Linked DNA regions of Mus musculus: region 2 is linked to region 1. Evidence: chromatin loops called from intact Hi-C (ENCODE). Cell type or tissue: left cerebral cortex. All regions are shown on one strand.

What was found. A loop is a pair of places that touch in the nucleus more often than their neighbours do. Peaks named below come from ENCODE experiments on the same cell type or tissue, not always from the same donor. Only the 100,000 strongest peaks of a DNase experiment are listed, where the experiment ranks them.
Region 2: a loop joins it to region 1, with 2.6 times the contacts of the local background. A loop is called at or near these places in 26 of 42 quality-filtered maps.

What each region holds. Positions count from the first base shown.
Region 1 is chr11:5,444,058-5,446,557 of GRCm38, reverse strand. It overlaps Znrf3 (zinc and ring finger 3), which reads left to right and starts at 1,711. Exons shown (of 9, transcript NM_001080924.2): 1 at 1,711-2,170. The coding sequence starts at 1,880. In left cerebral cortex, no CTCF peak of the experiment used is centred here; DNase peaks (open chromatin) are centred at 1,035 and 1,524; H3K4me3 peaks cover 1,664 bases; H3K27ac peaks cover 267 bases.
Region 2 is chr11:5,293,867-5,296,366 of GRCm38, reverse strand. All of the region lies in intron 2 of Znrf3 (zinc and ring finger 3), which reads left to right. Among named protein-coding and RNA genes, the nearest start is that of Kremen1, 34 kb to the right of the region's middle. In left cerebral cortex, no CTCF peak of the experiment used is centred here; a DNase peak (open chromatin) is centred at 1,336.

The sequences.
Region 1 (2,500 bases):
AACTTCGGACCTTTGGAAGAGCAGTCGGGTGCTCTTACCCACTGAGCCATCTCACCAGCCCCGATTGAAACTCTACCATGTTAAAAATTCGATTTTATTGTATGGATAGACCATATTTGCATATTCATTCACCAGTTCATGACTTCATACTTCTAAGGATTGCAACGCTAGCTATGCATGGCTATAATAATTGCTTTCCCCTTAAAGACTGGACTGTGCCAGGTGTGGTGGCACACGCCTTTAATCCCAGCACTCGGGAGGCAGAGGCAGGCAGATTTCTGAGTTAGAGGCCAGCCTGGTCTACAAAGTGAGATCTAGGACAGCCAGGGCTACACAGAGAAACCCTGTCTCGAAAAGACAAACAAACAAAAAAAAAACAAAACAAAACAAAAAAAAAGACTGGACTGTGCCTTAGTGGGTAAAGTCACAATCCTTGGAAATGACAGTGCTCCCGAGCAGTCAGTACTGATTAAGCTTGGCTTGGGGGAAACTAATGACTCTAGCTTTGTCAGTTACCTTCTGTGCCAAAGCTTTGGGTGGTCCAAACACAGTAACACAGTTCTGTGAATTTCTTTTCAATTGTATTTTCTATTCAACACATTGGCAAAACATTCCTTTTCAGTTTAAACTGTAACCTCGATGCGCTGATTACTCAAGGAAACACTCAATGACTTTTCTTTTTGTCTTAATATTTTGGGTGTGGTAGCAAGTAGAAGCAGATCACCCTAACCAAATATTTGCAAATATTTAAACAAAGCCATTCAGGTCAGGGAGGGAAGACGACTGAGGAAGTAGAAATTGAATGTGGCTTTTAAAGGAGGATTGTGAGTCTCATAGATTTGCTGAGAAAGGAAAAATCCTGTTCCAAAAAGGGGAAGAGAATTAAAAGTTTATCTTCTGGGTGACTGGGGACGTCTGGGTTCGGAGCACGTGTCTTTGGTATGTTTGGCAACCAGAAGTCTGTGCATTAAGCGTGTTGACTCTTCCGCCCTTCTGCACATGGTGAGATTTGAAGGGAGTGTTGGAGACGGTCTCCAGGGCTGCGGAAAGATGAACTCCATTAGAATCTAGATAACTTCTTCAAGTTCTCCGCCACCTGTCCTCACTCCTTTAGTTGAGGGTAACTGTCTATGTGACACCCACGTAAGAACTGGACGTGTCCCGGCGGGTTGCAAACTGCCACTGACCGCCCGGGGCCTTTCGCGGTCCCTGGAGGTGGTAGGGCGCGAGCACCGAGTGCGGGTGGCCAGCAGTGCCGGAGCTGCGGATGAAGCATCCTTGGACGGAAGGACGAGGCCTTTGACGCCCCAATGACTCTAATTGCGGCACCAAAGCAGGGTGCGCCGAGGGGGCGAAACCGCCCGGGAACAGGTTGAGGATCTTACTCTCCCCGTACTCCAGCAACTGCCAAGAGAAATGTCTGCCGCGGAGGGCGGAGTACAGACCAGGGGGCGTGGCTAAGAGGAAGGGGCGTGACCGAAAAAGACTACCTGGGCGGAGCAAGGGTGGAGGGGCGTGGCTAAGAACGGAGTCGGGGCGGGACTCAGTCGATTGGGCGGGGCGGGCGAGGCCTCTGGGCCCCGCCTCTCGCCGCAGGCGCGCCCGCCCCGCCTACCCGCTCCCCTCGGAGGTGGCCGCGGCCGAGCGCGGGGAGGGAGGGGAGAGCGGGTCACGACGCTGCGGGGGCGGGGATAACCCCTCACGTGGAGCAGATGAAAGGGCCGCGGCGCGACGGCCGGGGGAGCGGAGCAGAGCCTGCGACCCACAAAGCCGCCGCCGCCGCGATGGTGCTGTGAGGCGACCGCCCGCGCTCGGTCCTCCGCCGGCCCGCGACTATGCCCGGCCGCGCCCGCCCTCCGCGCCCTCCCGCCGCAGGACCATGAGGCCACGCTCGGGCGGGCGCCCAGGGGCCCCGGGCCGCCGCCGCCGCCGCCTCCGCCGCGGCCCCCGCGGTCGTCGCCTGCCGCCGCCGCCGCCGCTGCCGCTGCTTCTCGGGCTGCTGCTGGCGGCCGCGGGGCCCGGCGCGGCGCGGGCCAAGGAGACGGCGTTCGTGGAGGTGGTGCTGTTCGAGTCGAGCCCGAGCGGCGACTATACCACCCACACCACCGGCCTCACGGGCCGCTTCTCGCGGGCCGGGGCCATGCTCAGCGCCGAGGGCGAGATCGTGCAGGTAGCCACCCGGGCCCCGCGCTCCGCCGCCACAAGATGGCTCCGGGGGCTGCGCCCGCCGACCCCGCCGCGGGCTAGCGGGCGGGCGGGCGGGGGGGAGGCGCGGAGCCCGGCGGCATCCCTCCCAGGCGGGCGGGACGGGGCCTCCGGGGCACGGCGGCTGAGGCGAGCGCACGTGGGGGCTCGGCCTCCGGTGGGTGCACCGCGCCGGGGTGGGGGTGGGGACGCTGAGCTGGGCATGGGCGCCTGGGCGGCACTCTTGAGTTGGCGGGACGTTTTTCTCCCTCAGGTGAAAGTCCCGGGAACTACCTGTTGAATGCCAACTTTGCAA
Region 2 (2,500 bases), 150 kb after region 1:
GTCTCTCATGTTGGTGTTTAAAAATTGTGACGCTGTGGTTTCTGCAGCCAGTACTCCTAGAGAGCCGTGCTCTGTGTCTCAACAGGTCCTGTGCCTTGTTCTCTCTTGCAAGTGGTAGGATAGATTCCATCAGTCCTCTAGGCCAGAGGAAGGCCAAGGGCACATATCCAAGGGTAGTCATCTGGCTAGCTTTTCCTCATTGGAATTCTATGGAAAGTTCACTTTCCTCCAGAGAGAGAAGGGACACAGCACACACTTTAAATGTACAGGAATTTTTTTTTTTTTTTGAGAGCTTTGAAATCCAGAGATGTGTGTGTACAAAGTCCAGGGCCTAAGAGCCACAGGCAGAGCCACTGGAGTTTAAGACTGGCCAGAAACAACATGTGTGCCTTAGAAGTCAAAAGCCTCCTTAGCAGTACAACAGAAGATGGTGCAGATAAGAAGGCAGGTCTTGAAGTCTGAAGTGTGAAGACTAAAGGCTGCAGATTGCAGAGTACCAAAAAGACATAGCTAAACAGACGGATCCTAATTGAAGAGTTGGAGGATCCACAGGATTCCCATTGGTTAGGAGTTGGCTGTAGTCAGTGTTGGGAGCAGGAAAGCCCAAGTATGGTGCTTACTACCGAGTGAAACTGATGCTGTGTGAGCGCAGCAGGGTACTGTAAAGAAGTCTGGTGGCCAGGCTGCCCTCTTGTGTGGGAAGCTTTTGAAGATTGGTGCTGCAATATGGAGCTGGGTGCAAGTGTTAGAAAATGCCATGAAGGGCAAGTTAAGTGAGGTAAAGCTGAGCTCTAGAGGTGCTGCATGCTACATCCTGCAGTGGGAAGGACAATCAGAACCAATAGGAGGACATGGTAAAAGGGAGCAGGCTGTTGAGTTTGGAAGCAGTTAGCAAGGGAAGTCAAATTTTAAGCAGCCCTAAAAGCAATATAGATCCCTGACTGAGAAAGGTCCTTGTGCTGTGCTGTCAGTAAGACAGGCTAGGTAGGGAGAGCCCCAGGGATAAACTAGTTATAACTCACAAGGTAGTGATAGGGTTGCAACAGTGGAGAAAAATAGTAAGTAGATTTGGAAGTTATGGATTGGTAAGCAGTTAAATGTAAGGGTGAAGCAACAGACTAGTTAGCATGCACTACCTTGAGAGAGGAGCCCACGTTGTAGGGAAGAAAGAATTGCTTTTATTTGGTTTCATTTCTTTGGATTTTTCAAGACAGTGTCTCACCATGCATTCATAAACTCTTTATACCTCTGACTGACTCAGACTTGCAGTGATGCATCTGCCCCAGCCTCCTGAGTGCTAGAATGACAGATATGCACCACCACAAGCAACTTAAAACTCCGGATTGAATGAATCATAGGCCCATGGCACCCACATTGTCCTGCTCAAGAAATGGCCCACAAGTGTCTGAGATAATATACTCTGGCCTGCTCTGGAAATAGCTGCAGAAGTTTGGAGAAACCCAATCTGAAGCAGAAAGTTTGTGCCAAGTCAGGGGAAGCAGTCCTTGGGCCTCCAGAACCATGAATTCCCCACGGTCGTCATTTCTGCCCACTTGGGTTAAGCTGCTATCTGTAAGCCCATCTGAGAGCTCTGTCAGTGTGTTCACAGGGTGAAGGGAGGAGACCCCAGCACCTCCTTGCCTAAGAAAGAGTGCTTCACTCGGAGATTATGAAGGTGCATTATAGTAGATGCTTCCAAAATGTCCTTGTTTGTGTCTTCCTTGAAGTTCCTATGGCACAATTATTTGGCTGTCTTAAATTGTTCACAGATGTAACTGTGTAATTGAATGTTTTCATACCAGTAACCACCATTTCTGTTAAGTTGTGGATGTACGTGTTATTTAGTTATTGGCTACCAGAGCAAAATATCAGTCCTTCCACCTACGAGAGTAAGATAGGAGAGAAGGGTTGACAATCCTTTCATCCAGGCTGCATACCATGGAGCATTGACCCAAACAAAGCCTGCTTCACAGCAGGAAAGGTCTATGCATTGCTTTGGAAGACTTTCTAATGCTGGGCAGTCTGGAGATGCCCAAACATGAATATGCTTCACATGCGTCACAGATAGCTCTAGAACATGCAGAGCTTCCAGATGAAAGCAGCCAGGAAAACAGATCATTTCGGGAAAGCCACTCTAGATACAGGATAAGCAATCTTGTGTTCTTCACCTCTTGCCCTATACCCCTGAACTAAACACCAACCTTCCTGGTGCTGCCCACAGGAGTGGTATTGTTCCACAATCATCACATGCAGACGACGTGCTCCATAAGGACAAAGATCTGTCACTGTCTTCTGTTCAGTGCTATATATGTTCCCAGGACTTAGCACACGTAGTAACTGACTAATAACTACTGTTGAACAGCTAAATTAGTAAATGGTAATGCAAATGGAATTAGACCATTCCTCACTGCTATGTTAATTATGTTGAGATGGCCTGGGGACATCTGTTTTGTTAGGCCTTATGGAGTATATAAATGCAACCTATAACATCTACCTTTTG